Regions from separate parts of the Homo sapiens genome. Here region 2 is linked to region 1. A link is a loop called in an ENCODE intact Hi-C map of the cell type or tissue named here. Cell type or tissue: Caco-2. All regions are shown on one strand.

Region 1 (8,000 bases):
CTAGGTATTGATGGAACGTATCTCAAAATAATAAGAGCTATTTATGACAAACCCACAGCCAATATCATACTGAATGGGCAAAAACTGGAAGCATTCCCTTTGAAAACTGGCACAAGACAGGGATGCCCTCTTTCACCACTCCTATTCAACATAGTGTTGGGGAGCTCTGGCCAGGGCAATCAGGCAGGAGAAAGAAACAAAGGGTATTCAATTGGGAAAAGAGGAAGTCAAATTGTCCCTGTTTGCAGATGACATGATTGTATATTTAGAAAACCCCATTGTCTCAGCCCCAAATCTCCTTAAGCTGATAAGCAACTTCAGCAAAGTCTCAGGATACAAAATCAATGTGCAAAAATCACAAGCATTCCTATACACCAATAACAAACAAACAGAGAGCCAAATCATGAGTGAACTCCCATTCACAATTGCTTCAAAGAGAATAAAATACCTAGGAATCCAACTTACAAGGGATGTGAAGGACCTCTTCAAGCAGAAATACAAACCACTGCTCAAAAAAATAAAAGAGGACACAAACAAATGGAAGAACATTCCATGCTCATGGATAGGAAGAGTCAATATCGTGAAAATGGCCATACTGTCCAAGGTAATTTATAGATTCAATGCCATCTCCATCAAGCTATCAATGGCTTTCTTCAGAGAATTGGAAAAAAACTACTTTAAAGTCATACAGACACAAAAAACAGCCCGCATTGCCAAGACAATCCTAAGCCAAAAGAACAAAGCCGGAGGCATCACGCTACCTGACTTGAAACTATACTGCAAGGCTACAGTAATCAAAACACCATAGTACTGGTACCAAAACACATATATAGACCAATGGAACATAACAGAGGCTTCAGAAATCACACCACACATCTACAATCATCTGATCTTTGACAAACCTGACAAAAACAAGCAACGGGGAAAGGATTCCCTGTTTAATATATGGTGCTGGGAAAACTGGCTAGCCGTATGTAGAAAGCTGAAACTGGATACTTTCCTTACACCTTATATAAAAATTAATTCAAGATGGATTAAAGACTTAAATGTTAGACCTAAAACCATAAAAACGCTAGAAGAAAACCTAGGCAATACCATTCAGGACATAGGCATGGGCAAGGACTTCATGACTAAAACATCAAAAGCAATGGCAACAGAAGCCAAAATAGACAAATGGGATATGATTGAACTAAAGAGCTTCTGCACAGCAAAAGAAACTACCATCAGAGTGAACAGGCAACCTACAGAATGGGAGAAAATTTTTGCAATTTACCCATTTTACAAAGGGCTAATATCCAGAATCTATGAAGAACTTACACAAATTTACAAGAAAAAAACAAACGACTCCATCAAAAAGTGGGCAAAGGATATGAACAGACACTTCTCAAAAGAAGACATTTATGCAGCCAACAGACACATGAAAAAATGCTCATCATCACTGGTCATCAGAGAAATGCAAATCAAAACCACAATGAGATACCATCTCACACCAGTTAGAATGGCGATCATTAAAAAGGCAGGAAACAACAGGTGCTAGAGAGATGTGGAGAAATAGGAACACTTTTACACTGTTGATGGGACTGTAAATTAGTTCAACCATTGCGGAAGACTGTGTGGCGATTCCTCAAGGATCTAGAACTAGAAATACCATTTGACCCAGCCATCCCATTACTGGGTATATACCCGAAGGATTATAAATCATGCTGCTATAAAGACACATGCACACGTATGTTTATTGTGGCACTATTCACAATAGCAAAGACTTGGAACCAACCCAAATGTCCAACAATGATAGACTGGATTAAGAAAATGTGGCACATATACACCATGGAATACTATGCAGCCATAAAAAAGGATGTGTTCACGTCCTTTGTAGGGACATGGATGAAGCTGGAAACCATCATTCTGAGCAAACTACTGCAAGGACAGAAAACCAAACACCACATGTTCTCACTCATAGGTGGGAATTGAACAATGAGAACACTTGGACACAGGGTGTCCATCACACACCGGGGCCTGTCATGGGGTTGGGGGAGAGGGGAGGGATAGCATTCGGAGATATACCTAATGTAAATGATGAGTTAATGGGTGCAGCACACCAACATGCCACATGTATACATATGTAACAAACCTGCACGTTGTGTACATGTACCCTAGAACTTAAAGTATAATAAAATAAATAAAATGATACAAATTCTCTTATATGGATATTGCTTACATAAAACTAAAAATCATAAGCTACATCATTACCCAGAAAAATGCGTAATTACAAAAAATATTATGCTCTTGGTAAACATTTATAATTAGTACCACTGTTAATTAAAATGAAAAAATTCATTTAGCATTTTTTTTTCTTTTTTTTTTTTTTGAGATGGAGTCTCACCGTCACCCAGGCTGGAGTGCAGTGGCGCAATCTCAGCTCACTGCAACCTCTGCCTCCTGGGTTCAAGTGATTCTTCTACCTCAGCCTCCCGAGTAGGTGGGACCACAGGCACATGCCATCATGCCCAGCTAATTTTTGTATTTTTAGCAGAGATGCGGTTTCACCATGTTGGCCAGGCTGGTGTTGAACTACTGACCTCATGATCCGCCTGCCTCGGCCTCCTAAAGTGCTGGGATTACAGGTGTGAGCCACCATGCCTGGCCTTAACATTTCTTAATTATCTCTTATAAAGGGATGTTACATATACTTAGATTTTACCTCTTTCGATATCATCTATTGGAGATGCTGGGGACATCTTATCTTCAGATGGAGAATGTTTTACAAGATTGGGAGTCCTGGCTGAATTCCACATTTGTTGTTGCTGTTGTTCTTTACGATACTGAATTTTACTGCTTCCTTCAACTCTGCAATTAAGAATATCAAATATTGAAACAGGTATGACAGCAATGTAACAAAAATTTAACTTACAAAGTTACTAAAACTGACCACTTATTCTTTTCCTAAACATCTTTAGAATAATATTCCATAATTAAAACATTAATTTAGTTCATTATTTAACAAGTATTTATCAAGTTCTATTTCTGTGATACACATGTCCATTGAGGGATACAAACAAGAACAAAAACAAAACCAGTGCCAGGCTTGGCGCCTCATGCCTGTAATCCCAGCATATTGGGAGGCTGAAGTGGGAGGATTACTTGAGGCCAGGAATTCAAGACCAGCCTTGTCAACATAACGAGACCCTGTCTGTATAAAAATAATAAAAATATTAGCTGGGCATGATGATGCACACCTGTAATCTCAGCTATTTAGGAGGCTGTGGGAGGATCATTTGAGCCCAGGAGTTAGAAGCTGCAGTAAGCTATGATTGCGCCACTGCACTCCAGCCTGGGTGACAGAGTGAGACCCTGTCTCATAAAACAAAAACAAAAATCCAGGCTGGTGCAGTGGCTCATGCCTATAATCCCAGCACTTTCGGAGGCTGAGGAAGGAAGATGGTTTGAGGCCAGGAGTTCAAGACCAGCCTGGGCAATATAACGAGACCCTCCATCTCTATTTAAAAATAAATAAAACAACAACCAAAAAAAAAAAAAAGCCATTGCTTAAATTGAACAGATAAGATATTCACAAATGACTAAAATAAAAGGAAAAATATAAGTGTATAACAGGTACGATATATTCCGTAAGTTCTAAGATTATCATTTCTGTTAAAACTAAATCACTTCTAAAGTTTCCATTCATAACTTAAGACAGGCATGATAATAAAGGAGATTCATATACTTTTCTTTCAATATCTTTAAGAAGAGTGTAGTATAATAAAAGTATGCTTGATTTTTGCCTCTCCCATTTCCAGTCACCAAATCCTGTCAGTTCTTCCTTCAAAAAGTCTTTAGAACCTCACTTTCTCTTCATTCCTGCCCTCAAAAATCCTGGTTTATACATTTTTCTGATTCCTACATTGTTTCATTTACTCAGTTTCTCTACTGAATTAATGTTTTAAAACAAAACTGTAAACATGCCAATCCCTGGTTAAAAAGACTTTAATATGTAACGACTACCAGCAAGATAATGTCCTAATTTCTTAGTTAATATTGATGGCACTAACCTCAACCAACAAAATTACAACCTTACCTCTAGCCCAATATCAACATCGCCCCCTACTTTCCAAAACGTATACACAGGTACAGAGACAAACCTCTGCTCCGTTCAAGTAGGTCTTACTCATTGGCCCTGAATAAATCAGATATCAAACTTGTCTTACATTCTCATCTCCTCTCTAATCAATTAAATCGGTATTGCACAAACTTTCTTCTGGTGTGAATCACAGCAGGGCATGGATGGTAGGGGTGAGGGGATATTAAAAAATAGAGTTTCCCAGGATCCTTCCCTGATTTAAGGTTGGATTCGGGAACTAATTTTTAACAAGCACCCAAGGTAATTCTTATGATCCTAACCTCCTCTTAAGGTACATCAAAAAGGCCTCCCTGAATTTTCCAATCTACCATTACTTCTCCTTTTTCTTAATTCCTAGAGCAATTTTTGTCTATACTATTTGCATGGCTTTTAGAGCAAACATCCTTATATTACAGGGTAAGTAATGTGTTACCTATTTCCAAAAAGGATTTGAGATGGGTATATTCTCCTATTGACTTTTTAAATGGAATAGTCTGTTTATCTGAATAAAATGCAGAAGTTTTGAGGTGTTTGCAGAGCAAACTTTCCTTTTTCTAGTACCTTACACATCCTAGGTACTCAATAAATTTTTACTAATGAAGATGAAATTATTTTAGAGAATGTATAATGGCTTCCTTCAATCCAGTTATACAGAAGTATCTACAATAGGATAAAAAGTGTACCTATACCTATAGAAAGCATTTAGAAGCAAAACAAGCTTTTATATATCACAGGGTAATGTGGTAAAACGCTTTTTGCTTAGGATCTCCACCAAATTTAAACTTAGAAAAAGATTAAAACATTTTTGTACCACACAGAAATAACTCCTATATTATAATGTGACTTAATAAATTTTTTATTGACATTTCCTTAGAAATTTATGTTTATAATATAATTTATTTCATTAAACCACATACCTTGTTTTTTTTACAGTGATGTTGCTGCTGAGTTTTTCTAGCCGACATTCTCCAGTATCATGGTTAATAATCAAAATGCATTCTTTTAAGTAAGGTTTTTTTGAACCTTTGAAAACAGTTACTGGTGGAGTTGAACCCTGTTTAAAAAGTTAATTATTATTACTTAAAATTTATCATAGGAATTCACTTGGGAAGGCCTTTGAAATCTTGATTCTGGGTTTCTCCTTCTATGTTATACTTCAAGTCACCCATAAACTACCTAAATTTACTACCCTGAATCCAAAGAGTGTAGTAAAAAAGACAGATGAAGATAGGCTGAAATCTCAAAGCTGCTGTCATTGAGGAAAGGGAAGACAGGAGGTACTCACCTTGGGACAGTAAAGATTTGTTTCTTTGGCCTATAATGAGTAATTGAGATTCAATTCGAACACAACCAATATATTTTATGGATAAGGAAACAGAGCCTTGAATCATATTTTCTATTCCTCCTTTTTTTTTTTTTTTTTTTGAGACAGAGTCTTGCTCTGTTGCCCGGGCTGGAGTGCAGTGGCACGATCTCGGCTCACTGCAACCTCCACCTCCTGGATTCAAGTGATTCTCCTGCCTCAGCCTCCAGAGCAGTTGGGACTATAGGCATGGACAACCACGCCCAGCTAATTTTTATATTTTTAGTAGAGACGGGGTTTCACCATGTTGGTCAGGCTGGTCTCGAACTCCTGACCTCAAGTGATCCACCCATCTCAGTCTCCCAAAGTGCTGTGATTACAGGCAGAAGCCACTGTGCCCAGCCTCCTCATCTTCTTTCTTATTGCTTTATAAGTTTAATTTTTAAAATCTGGCATTTTCTTAAAGCAGTACCTCCCTATGCATATTAAGGAACACCTCTTACACTAAACCCACTAATTAAATTTAGCATAATTAAAAGTAAGATAAGCAGACATTATGTGCTTAATGATGTCATATGAAAGTACACTGCGCCATCCATAAAATACTCTTGCCAAAAACCACACAAAAACCCCAAAGAATTTAATTCTTATCAAACCCCAAAGAATCTGTAATCCAGCCTGCCCTTAGATATATAACTACCAATATATAGAAAATAGAAGGAATAGAGGAACAAGTTAAATACATCCAGATAGAAGTAATTTGAAGTCCAGAATGTAGGTATATTCTCTAGGACAGATAGTACGGTTTTTCCAACAAACCAATGGCATAAAAAAGAGAAGAGAGCCAGGTGCAGGCACTGTAGTACCAGCTACTTGTGGAGGATGGGTGCTGAAGCAGGAGGACAGCTTGAAGCCAGGAGTTCTAGGCTTCAGTGTGACATAATCACACCCGTGAATAGCCACTGCACTCCAACCTGGGCAACACAGTGAGACCCTGTCTCTAAAAAAGATAAATTAAAAAAGGGGTGGAGAAGAAAGGAAGGGACTTTTAAAGAATAAAAGAGACAAGAAATACAATATTCAAATACAATGTAGAAATCTTATTTGGATTCTAGTTAGGACATTTTACAGACAAATGTCTGTAAAAAACACGTTTTTGAGATCATCACAAAATTGTGACTATGGACGAAGTATTATCAATTATGTTATTTGTGATAATAGCATGGTGCTTAGATAGAAATGTCCTTATCAGTTAGAGATACATAAGTAAGCATTGATGAAATGGCACATTGTCTGGGATTTGCTATAAAATATGCCAAGGAAAAAAATGGTAAGACATTAGATTAAAAAATAAAAAGATTAGCAAAATGTTGATAATTGTTAAAGCTCAGTGATGGGTACATGTAATTCATTATACAATTCTGTTGGCAATAAAAGAAACCTAGATCATTACTAATAAACTACATCTACTTACATGCTCCTCCCCTATCTTTTGTCCCTGCTCCATCAAACCTGAAGGAATTTTACGTTTGTCATTCTTTTGCTTTATCCCACATATATGTATTTCTAAACAATTATTTGTGTATGTTTGTCTTTGGAGTTTATAAAAGTACATTAAATTTTAATGGATTTATCATAATAATTTTATCAAATATTACAAAAATAATAAAATAGTACTGTTAGATCAGGTTAGAAAAGGATGACCTCTAAAAAGGCTAAGTGGTGTATCATATTAAAGTTAATCATTAGAGATTTACTAAATGAGCACTAGGAGGAGTATAAGATAAATTAGGTAATTGAAAATGCCATAAAAGATGGGTAGGTTAGAGATTTCTGAAGGTATGGAGGGAAAATTATAAATGTAAAATAAAGGAACAGTTGTTTGTGGGTTTTTTACCTCTCCCAAAGACTAAAGTAATCTACAGAAAATCAAGAATGCACAACACGTAGATGAAGACATGTCTGGGCTAGCTCTAAAACGGTTAGATGTGGAGCACTTAGTTGAAGCCCTGGTAAGCTGGAGAGTCAGGAGCATGATTATAACCAAACAAAGTGGGTCTACTTGGCTGGTAAGTAAATTTTTCAGATGTGTTGACTGAAACAAGTAAGATACCCCAAAATAGTTACCTAAGGACTCCAAATTACAGTTGATAAGAGATTTGTGCAAGATATTCTTAATGATATCTGTACTCTTAATTAGAATGGAATACATCTAAAAATTACAATGTATTATTGTTCTCTGAGCTCCTGAAAATAAGAACTAATCATTAATTTTTAAAAAATTGCTCTCAGCACCTGAAGAAGTATCAAGACCTTTATAAATATTCAATGAAGGTTAAATATGAATAATATAGACAATTTCTGGTCATAAGTAACAAATGAAACAAATCTTTCATAATCTCTACACCTGCCATCTACATTTTGAACAAGTTTTATAAATGTAAACTTTCTCCCTCATTAAATTGAACACCATTCCTAACTTTTAAGCTTCAGTTTCTGTCCATTCCTTATTCAATACCCCAAGAAAGGCAACTACTAAAGTACCAGACAACTACTAAGCATATGAACTATCATTGCCTC
Region 2 (8,000 bases), 240 kb before region 1:
ACAGTATATCAAAACAAAAAAAAATAATTTTACTGTGTGATAGTTTTAAAAAAATCTGTAGTGGCATTTAGGCCTTCCAAGGTCTCGTGAAGCAGAGGAGCTGGTTTGTAAGTTTGTGGGTTATGTTTGTTGGGTTTTTTTCCCTTCTGTCTACCAGGCTCATGGTTGTGGCAGCAAACAACTCATAAGCAACCTAGAGGAGGCTGAAGGGAAAACCCAAATGTGTCAGCTGTCCGCTTTGCTAGGAGCTCCAGGCAAAGATTTAGTAGGTGAAAAATCTTGGACCCAAGGAAAAAATGAATGTAAGACATCTGAGGCCTTTATGGTTATATAAACTTTGTGATGGCCAAATTATCCATGGTTTTTACTATAGGTAATTAGCCATATTATCTTTGTTCAATTAGCTCTATTTTTTCCCCAAAGCAGATTTTTACTGATCCTTCAGAAGCAGACTATAAAAAGTACAAAAGACTTTCAGTTCCCTACTCCCAGACTCTACACTCCCTTCAAATGCACTTCCCAGAAGTGGCTGTCCTCTGCCTTCTCTCTATAGACCCCCCTTTTCCCCTGGGCCCCTCAAGTCCCCCTCCAGTGTTTTTCTAACTCATTTGCAGTCTCATCTGAGAAGGCTAAGAATCTGAACACACACCATTGACCACATACCAAGCACTGACAGTTCAGAATTCATCTGGTGGATGCGAATCATTCCTGTGGGCTTTTTGTGATGGATGATACATTGATACAAGCCCTTGTCCTTGATCTGAAGATTGTGAAGTCTCAGGGTCCAACTGTCCGAATCAAAACTTGTGCGGCCCATATACTTGGAATGAACACTGTCAAATTTCTCTTTGCCTAAGTATACCTCATTCAGAACCAAGTTTTCCTGGTCCTGCCAAAATACTACTAGCTCACTCAGGCTTTGGTTTTGAGAGTTTGCAAATTGGCATGGCAGGTCTGCAGTCTCATTGAAATAAGCTTGAATCTTCAGAGGAGCAGCACCTAAAAAAGAAGGTTAAGGATTAGGGAGGGAGAAACAAGAGGAAAGGGGAAAAAACCTCCATTTCTCTTTATACAATACCCAGATACTATCTTATCAGTAATCATGCTGAAGAATAAGATATTAAGCTCTGGAACTGTGCACATCTGCTTGGCATCTGGAGATTAGGACCTTTGTCCTTGCTTCACCGCTGACTAAATGTGTGGCCTTGTACAAACTGCAATCTTTATGAGCCTCAGTTTCCTCATCTGATTAATGAAGTGGTTGACTAAATGTTCCAAGGGTCTTTCTAGTACTGTGGTTCTGTGAATTTAAATTGCAAGACAGGGAAAAACCAGTAGAGTTAGACAACCCATTCACCCACCAGTTACCTTCCTATAACCTTAATTTTAGTTTTCATCACTGTAGCTGTTACAGGTTCCATAACTTCTACACCATCACCAAAAGCTTTCCCCTCCCCTCCCATCCACATATTCCTTGGTCTGCTATGGTGAAAAGATTGCTGATAATGGTAATAAATTATAGCCCCCCTTTATTATACTTCATTAGTTGGGGAATCACGTTGAGTAACATCTTTGAAATTCAAATAGCTCCCTTTACAGAACTTCCCCTATGACTGCTGCTCCCATGGCCAGCACTTCCAAGGATGTCAAATGCTTTAGAAATGACTTCGATAGTGAACCAAGGCCTTTATTTTCAGTGACCTCTCTAAGCTCTTTCAGAGATCAGAAAGAGAACTGGGCAAATTTGATGGCTGTTTTCGGATTGTGGTGGTCAATGACCATTTAAGGCACATGAGTGAAATGCTGAAAATGAATCATAGATGGGCAGGTGAGGATGTGCTTTGGGAGTATTGGGGAAACCCCAGGCACCACAAACTTGCTGCTCCCAGTATGCACTGACCCTGGACAATTTTACAACCATAGACATCATGCTGGAAGGGTTGAGAGAAAGGCTTTAGTCCTTGAGGACACTTTGGGGTTTGTGGGAAGGATGTGGGCCACCCAACTACTTAAATGTGAATGATCACGGGGTTTGTGTAGGACCTTTTCTAGGTTACAGAATTACTTGAGACTTGGCAAAAAAAAAAAAAAAAAAAAAAAAAAAGTAAGCAGTGGTGGGTGAGAAGTGCGGGGGTGGAGAGTGGGAAGGCTGTTTCTTACTTAATATGAAGTTAGATGCCACCTTGGAGAGGAAGTTAGTGTAAGTTCTAAATAAAATTTCATCATTCAGGATTTATGTGAAGGCATGTTGACATTGAGGAGGAAAGGGAGGAGATGGGTTGATGAGAGAGATGAGAGGAGCTTCATTTGAAGAGTTCTAAGTGGGGGAGTAATTAAATTGATGTGGTTTCTCTTGAAAGAGGGAATAGAAGGACAGATAACAGTGACATGCACTTGTCAAACTAAACTGTGTACAGAGTGGCCCAGTGAGAACACATAATCAAGGGGTTGGTGGTGGTCTTGAACTCTTAGGGAAGCAGACAGCAGGCATCAGTGGGAGTTTGCACAAATATGAATCACTGCCTATTTCACTACACTCACTAGGACCCTGTGAAGTACTTGAGGTATAAAATGCACCACCTGTAGAGGATGCGTACCGGTATTGGAGGGAGGAAGGAAAATCTATATGCGTACCCTGACAGTGAAAGGGAGACCTAAGGAAGATTTAGTGTGTTTATGAATCACCTTACAAGGCAAACCTGAGGCTTCTGCATCTTCTTTGCTGAGCTCTTAATGTAATGCAAGAGTGCCCCCTACTGTAAAAGCTTCTAGCATTGTCTCTGAGGAAATACTGGTTTTAGTCTAAATTGTCATGTAATATAGGACAGATGACCTGATGGAGAAACCAAACACACAGTTAAAAATTCTGCCAATTAACAGTCAATGTTATGTTATTACTCAGCTGTCAGTTGTGCCTTCTGGACCTGGAAATGACTTCGTCTTTAGCTGCTTCTGTCTTCTTGATTTACATATATATATATATATATATATATATATTTTTTTTTTTTTTTTTTTCTGTAGAGCCTCACAGTATCTTCTTTCCTTCCCATCCATTCTGTCCACTCACAGACCAGTCTAACTCCGCTGACCCAGGCCCCTTCTCCCAAAGATTACAACGGCTTTCTCTTCCACTCATCGAGTGCTCCCTTCTTCACCTAGCAACTGAAAGTGTGATGTATGGACCAATGAGATTCACGTCACATGTGGGCTGGTCTGAAACACGGAATCTCTGGCCCCACCCAAGACTTACTGATTCAGAACCTCCATTTTAACAAGAGCTATAGTTTGAGCAGCTGTTGTAGAGAATCTCTGCCTCTGTCTCCAGAGTGGATCACAGAAAATGACATGAAAATTTTTTTTCCATCCATCCCTCCTCAGACTCCCTCTCCTCCCCATGGGGTGGAAATCACTTTGAAATCCATTCTGAGTGGAACTGAAAGTATTTTGCAATTTATACTCCATAGCACCTCACCAACCACTGGCTTCCATGATCTCACACAGAGCCAGGCATGGGGGATGCTGCTAATCCTTTCTCTGACTAAATGGGGAAAGTTTGGCTCAAGGTCTGTGATCACCAAATGACTTCAGGCCTTCCATTTTATGACCCCAGACCTCAAGCCACCTAGCAACTGGACTTACTGGGATTCCATAGGTGGGTAAGCATTGAGAATCTCTCCCTTCCCCAGCACTTGGGTAAGAGGAATGGTCGAAGTCTAGTTACAATGGGTTGCTATGATGTCAGGAACAAGTCGCTCAAGAATCCAGCTAGATGCCTTCGTAATCAGCTGAAGGAATTTGTTTCAAAGGATAATTAAGGACTTCCTGAGCAATACACTCTACTGTTGGAATGCCACTCAAAAACTGTAATTTGCTAGCCTTATGAAGTCTCTGACCCCACTGGGACTTCAGTGTTCCCTGGCTGCTATCCCCAAATGCATATCTTATATGTTTAAGAATTATCTCTTCTTTATGTTCCTATGCTTATCTGTACTAAAAAAAATTCCTTCTTTTACTAAACTTCCTCCAAAGTTTTACTTGGCCCTTTGAAAGCCTCATTCCATTACTTACTACAAGGAAACTCTCCCACATCTTTAACCCCTTCATTGACTGTTTCCCTGAGGTTATTATTTCAGTGAAATCTGGCTTCACCCAAAGGAAGCCACTTGCTCCAGCCCCAGCTACTGTTTGTTTTATCACACTTTGTGGGGACTTTGAGCAACACCTTCCCCTTTTGAGGTGTCTGACTTTCTCATTGCTTGTAGCTACTAAGTCACTACCACCTTGCTAAATGAGGATTTTGGCATTAGATGCAAGGTCTTGCTAACAATTTGGGTGACTTCTTCATGAATGAGTCTAACAACCTTGCCTCAAATTTCTTTGATCTTGTCAACTCCACAGGTCTACACCCGCAGACTATTTCAGCAGCTGCCCCCCACCTTCTTATGACATAACCCTGAAACTTTTCACCTGGAGCAGCTCAGTCCCTAGAATCTTAATCTCAATATACTAATCTCCGTCCACAACCTCCTATTCATCCAGGTTTTGCTCTTGCTTACTCCTTCTACAACTGTTGTTCAACTTAATCAAGACCTCAGCTTTATCCAGACCCTGTAGTGCAGTGTTTTCCACAAGAACTCTTAGTGATAATGGAAATGCTCTGTCTCTGTGCTGAACAATATGATAGCCACCAGCCCCTGTGGCTATTGAGCAATTGATACATAGCTAGTATGACTGAGAAGATGAATTTTTAATCTTATTTAATTTTAATTAATTGAAATTTAAGTAGTCACATATGGCTAGTGGTTATTATATTGGACAATGCAACAATAGTATGTCTTTGTAATTATTCCTTTCCACAACTTCAATAAACACACCCCTTTGTCTCTATAAAATTTACCCTGGGGACACTCTACTTTTGGTCTACATATCTGTTCTTACAACTGGGCAATTGAGCAGTTCTGGAGGAAATTATTCAGTTGTGCGGACTGGTGACATTCCAAATCTGCAGTGTCCTGTCTCACTTCACTCGGCCTCCAGGCTATTCACCTGGTTCACCTCCATTACTTCAAACACAAACCTTGTGCTACTGCTTTTAGTTTCTCTTTCCCTTGGAGTCAAACTCCCTGAAAGAGTAAGCAGCAATTGCTGCCTTTATTCCCAGCCTCCCACCCCCACCTCTCTACTGAAACTCCCTGACAAAGGTTGTTGGTGACTTCACACCATGGCCAAGGCTTGAGCTCTTTTCAGATCTCAACTCATTTGACCGCTGTGTCAAATGCAAGTGTTGGCATCTCTCCTCATTGAAATGCTCTATTCTTTCCCAATCTCTGATTTCCTTGTTAATTTTCTCAAATCACTCTTTAATTTTGGTAACCTTGAGTGCATGTTCTTGGTCTTCTTATTCTCCATACTTTCCTGGTTTTTCTCCTCTAGCCCCACGGATTCAACTGTCAAGTAAAAGCTAATAACTCCCAGGTGCTTATTGCCAGCCTATAACTTTCACTAGAGTTTCAGATACCTGTATTCAACTTCCTGCTGGATGTCTCTATCTAGATAGCAACAGGTACTGTCTTCCTCCCCTTCAGCCTTCCTCTACTCTATCTCAAGGAATGCTCCCCTGTCTGGGAATGACCAGACAACCCTCTTCTGTCTACAATCATCTAAATCATCTGTATAACCAAGATGAATCATTTGTGTACCCAAAATACCCAACAGAGGCTCTACACAAGTGTGTCTGAGGAGATCTAGAACTACTACAGCCAGAGCTGAACTCCAATATGTTAAGAAAAGGGTAGAGGAGACTAATGTAATTGTCTCCTAACTCATCTGCCTGCTCCGTCCTTGTCCCCGGGTCTAGTTTCTCAAGCCAAAATGATCCCTTAAAAATACAGCTCCAATCACATAATCCTCCTGTTCAGAAGCCTCTGATGCCTTCCACCAAACTGAAAAATATATCCAGATCCCTTCCCCTCACACTGAGAACTACATCCAAAGTCCTTCCCCTGGCCTTACAAGACCTCATGTAATTGGGTCCCCAGTACCTATCAGGCCTCTTTCCCCTGCTTACTCTCCCCAGCCACACTGCCTCCCTTGACATTCCTCCAAAAGATCACACACTCTGTCTCAAGTCCTCTTCTCATGTTGTTCCCTCTGTCCAGAAGGTTCTTCCTCCAGACAGTCTCATAGCTTCTCCTTCACTTCATGTAGGTCTTTCATTAAATGCTACCTCCCAGGGAGATTTCTCTAACCATTCTATTGAAGATAGCATCCTGGGCATTCTGTCCCTCATGCTGACTTATATTTATTGTGGTACTTATCATGACATGACATGACACGGTATGTTTGGTTATTGTCTGTCTCTCCTGAGATGTCTGGGTTCTGATTAAAAATCTATGTGTGATTTTTCAGACCTGACCACAGGCAATTAAAGAGGCTTAATCTGACAAGCCTTGCTGAGGAAGTTGCCCTTTCTACAGCAGACTTGGTGCACAGTCAGTGCATGGCAGTCTCTGAAGGGGGCTGCAATCAAGATCTCAGCCTCCCGCCAGTCATGCTTTTTCACATACTTGCAATCTTAGCCCAGGCACCCTCATTCTTAGGTCTCTTTATCTGAGGCTCTGGGGTGAGGTCTTCAGGCACCTCTGCTGAAGCCTCCTCATCATAGAGAAGACACTTTTCTCCACTCGGACTCAGTACCTAGCACTTTTCCACTCCCTGCCTTGAAGACACTGTTTTCCACTCTGACTCAGTACCTAGTATTTTTTCCACTCCTAGCCCTAAAGACACTATTCCCCACGCTAACTCAGTACTTTGTACTTTTCCACTCCTAGCCCTCTCACCTCATTTTCCTCATGAATTCTCCCCACCCTTGGATTCCTCCACCCCCAGGTCCATAAAACTGCTAGAGCCTTTCATTTGGGGCTTCTTCAATGGTAAGGCGACCCCCTAAGTCTGCACTGATTACCTGACCCTCGACTGGTATACTCACTCTATGTGGGGAAATGGAACAGGCAGAGTCTGCCCTTCCTCCCATTTTAGCCTCTTGATTATACCGTCGTAGTAAGAGATTAAAAGCTGAACTATTTTATTTTTGTTTTGCTGCTATAATTGGCTCCTCTGACACCTGACAACTCAGCTCTCTCTCTCCCAGCTCAGCTGAGCACCTGACATCTCCCATTAGAATAAGCTCCATGACAGCAGGGGCTTTGTCACTTTTCCTCACTGTGACATTTCCAGTACCTGCAATTGTCCCTTACAAATATGAAGCACTCAATAAGTAATTGTTGAAGAAAGGAAAGGAAAAATCTCAAGAATAACTAGGGAAATGCAATTTAAACCTCAGTGAGAAACCATTCTTTTTGCCCATTTGATTGGCACGTATTAAAAAAAATACTGGTAATACCCAGTGTCCGCGAGAGTGTTAGGAAAATGGGTCCTAACTGCTGAATTTACTGCTGGTAAAATTCTAAATTGGTACAACCTTTTTGGAGGACAGTTGGTAATATGTAAGAAAATTAATTATGGGCTTAAGCATTGACTTAGCAACTCAATTTCTTAAGAATTCATTCTACAAAAAGATACATGTGCACAAAATTAGAGGTACACAGGTATTCATTGTTTATAAGAACAATACACTGGAAATAAGTTAAATGGTTTAACAAATAATGATACATCCATACAAAGTAATGCCATGTAGCTGTGAAACAGAAAGCTATAGGGCAGTACACTATTATAACTAATAGCATGGATTCTGGACAGCGTGAGTTCAATCTCAGCTCAACTACTCACTGCCTGTGTTACCATAGGCAAATTACTTAACTTCCCTGTGTCTCAGTTTCCTCTTGCAAAAAGCAGGAACAATAATGGTACCTACCTCATAGGTTTGTTGTGAGGATTAAAGAAATGAATATTTGAGTTAGTGTTGGATCAAATACTGGCCTGTGGTAAGCATTAATTGATTTACTTGTTTTTGTTTTTTTATTTATTTTTAACATTATTAA

The links. A loop is a pair of places that touch in the nucleus more often than their neighbours do. Peaks named below come from ENCODE experiments on the same cell type or tissue, not always from the same donor. Only the 100,000 strongest peaks of a DNase experiment are listed, where the experiment ranks them.
Region 2: it touches region 1 in a loop (4-fold over the local background); 4 of 110 quality-filtered maps call a loop at or near these places.

The regions. Positions count from the first base shown.
Region 1 is chr3:121,851,858-121,859,857 of GRCh38, reverse strand. EAF2 (ELL associated factor 2) reads right to left here. Exons shown (of 6, transcript NM_018456.6): 3 at 5,035-5,171; 4 at 2,702-2,847. Among named protein-coding and RNA genes, the nearest start is that of EAF2, 21 kb to the right of the region's middle. In Caco-2, CTCF peaks have their summits at 3,819 and 4,087; no DNase peak of the experiment used is centred here.
Region 2 is chr3:122,096,511-122,104,510 of GRCh38, reverse strand. CD86 (CD86 molecule) reads right to left here. Exons shown (of 7, transcript NM_175862.5): 3 at 664-999. Among named protein-coding and RNA genes, the nearest start is that of CD86, 45 kb to the right of the region's middle. RefSeq lists a silencer at 150-219 and an enhancer at 3,262-3,451. In Caco-2, a CTCF peak has its summit at 2,757 (motif pointing left); a DNase peak (open chromatin) is centred at 3,736.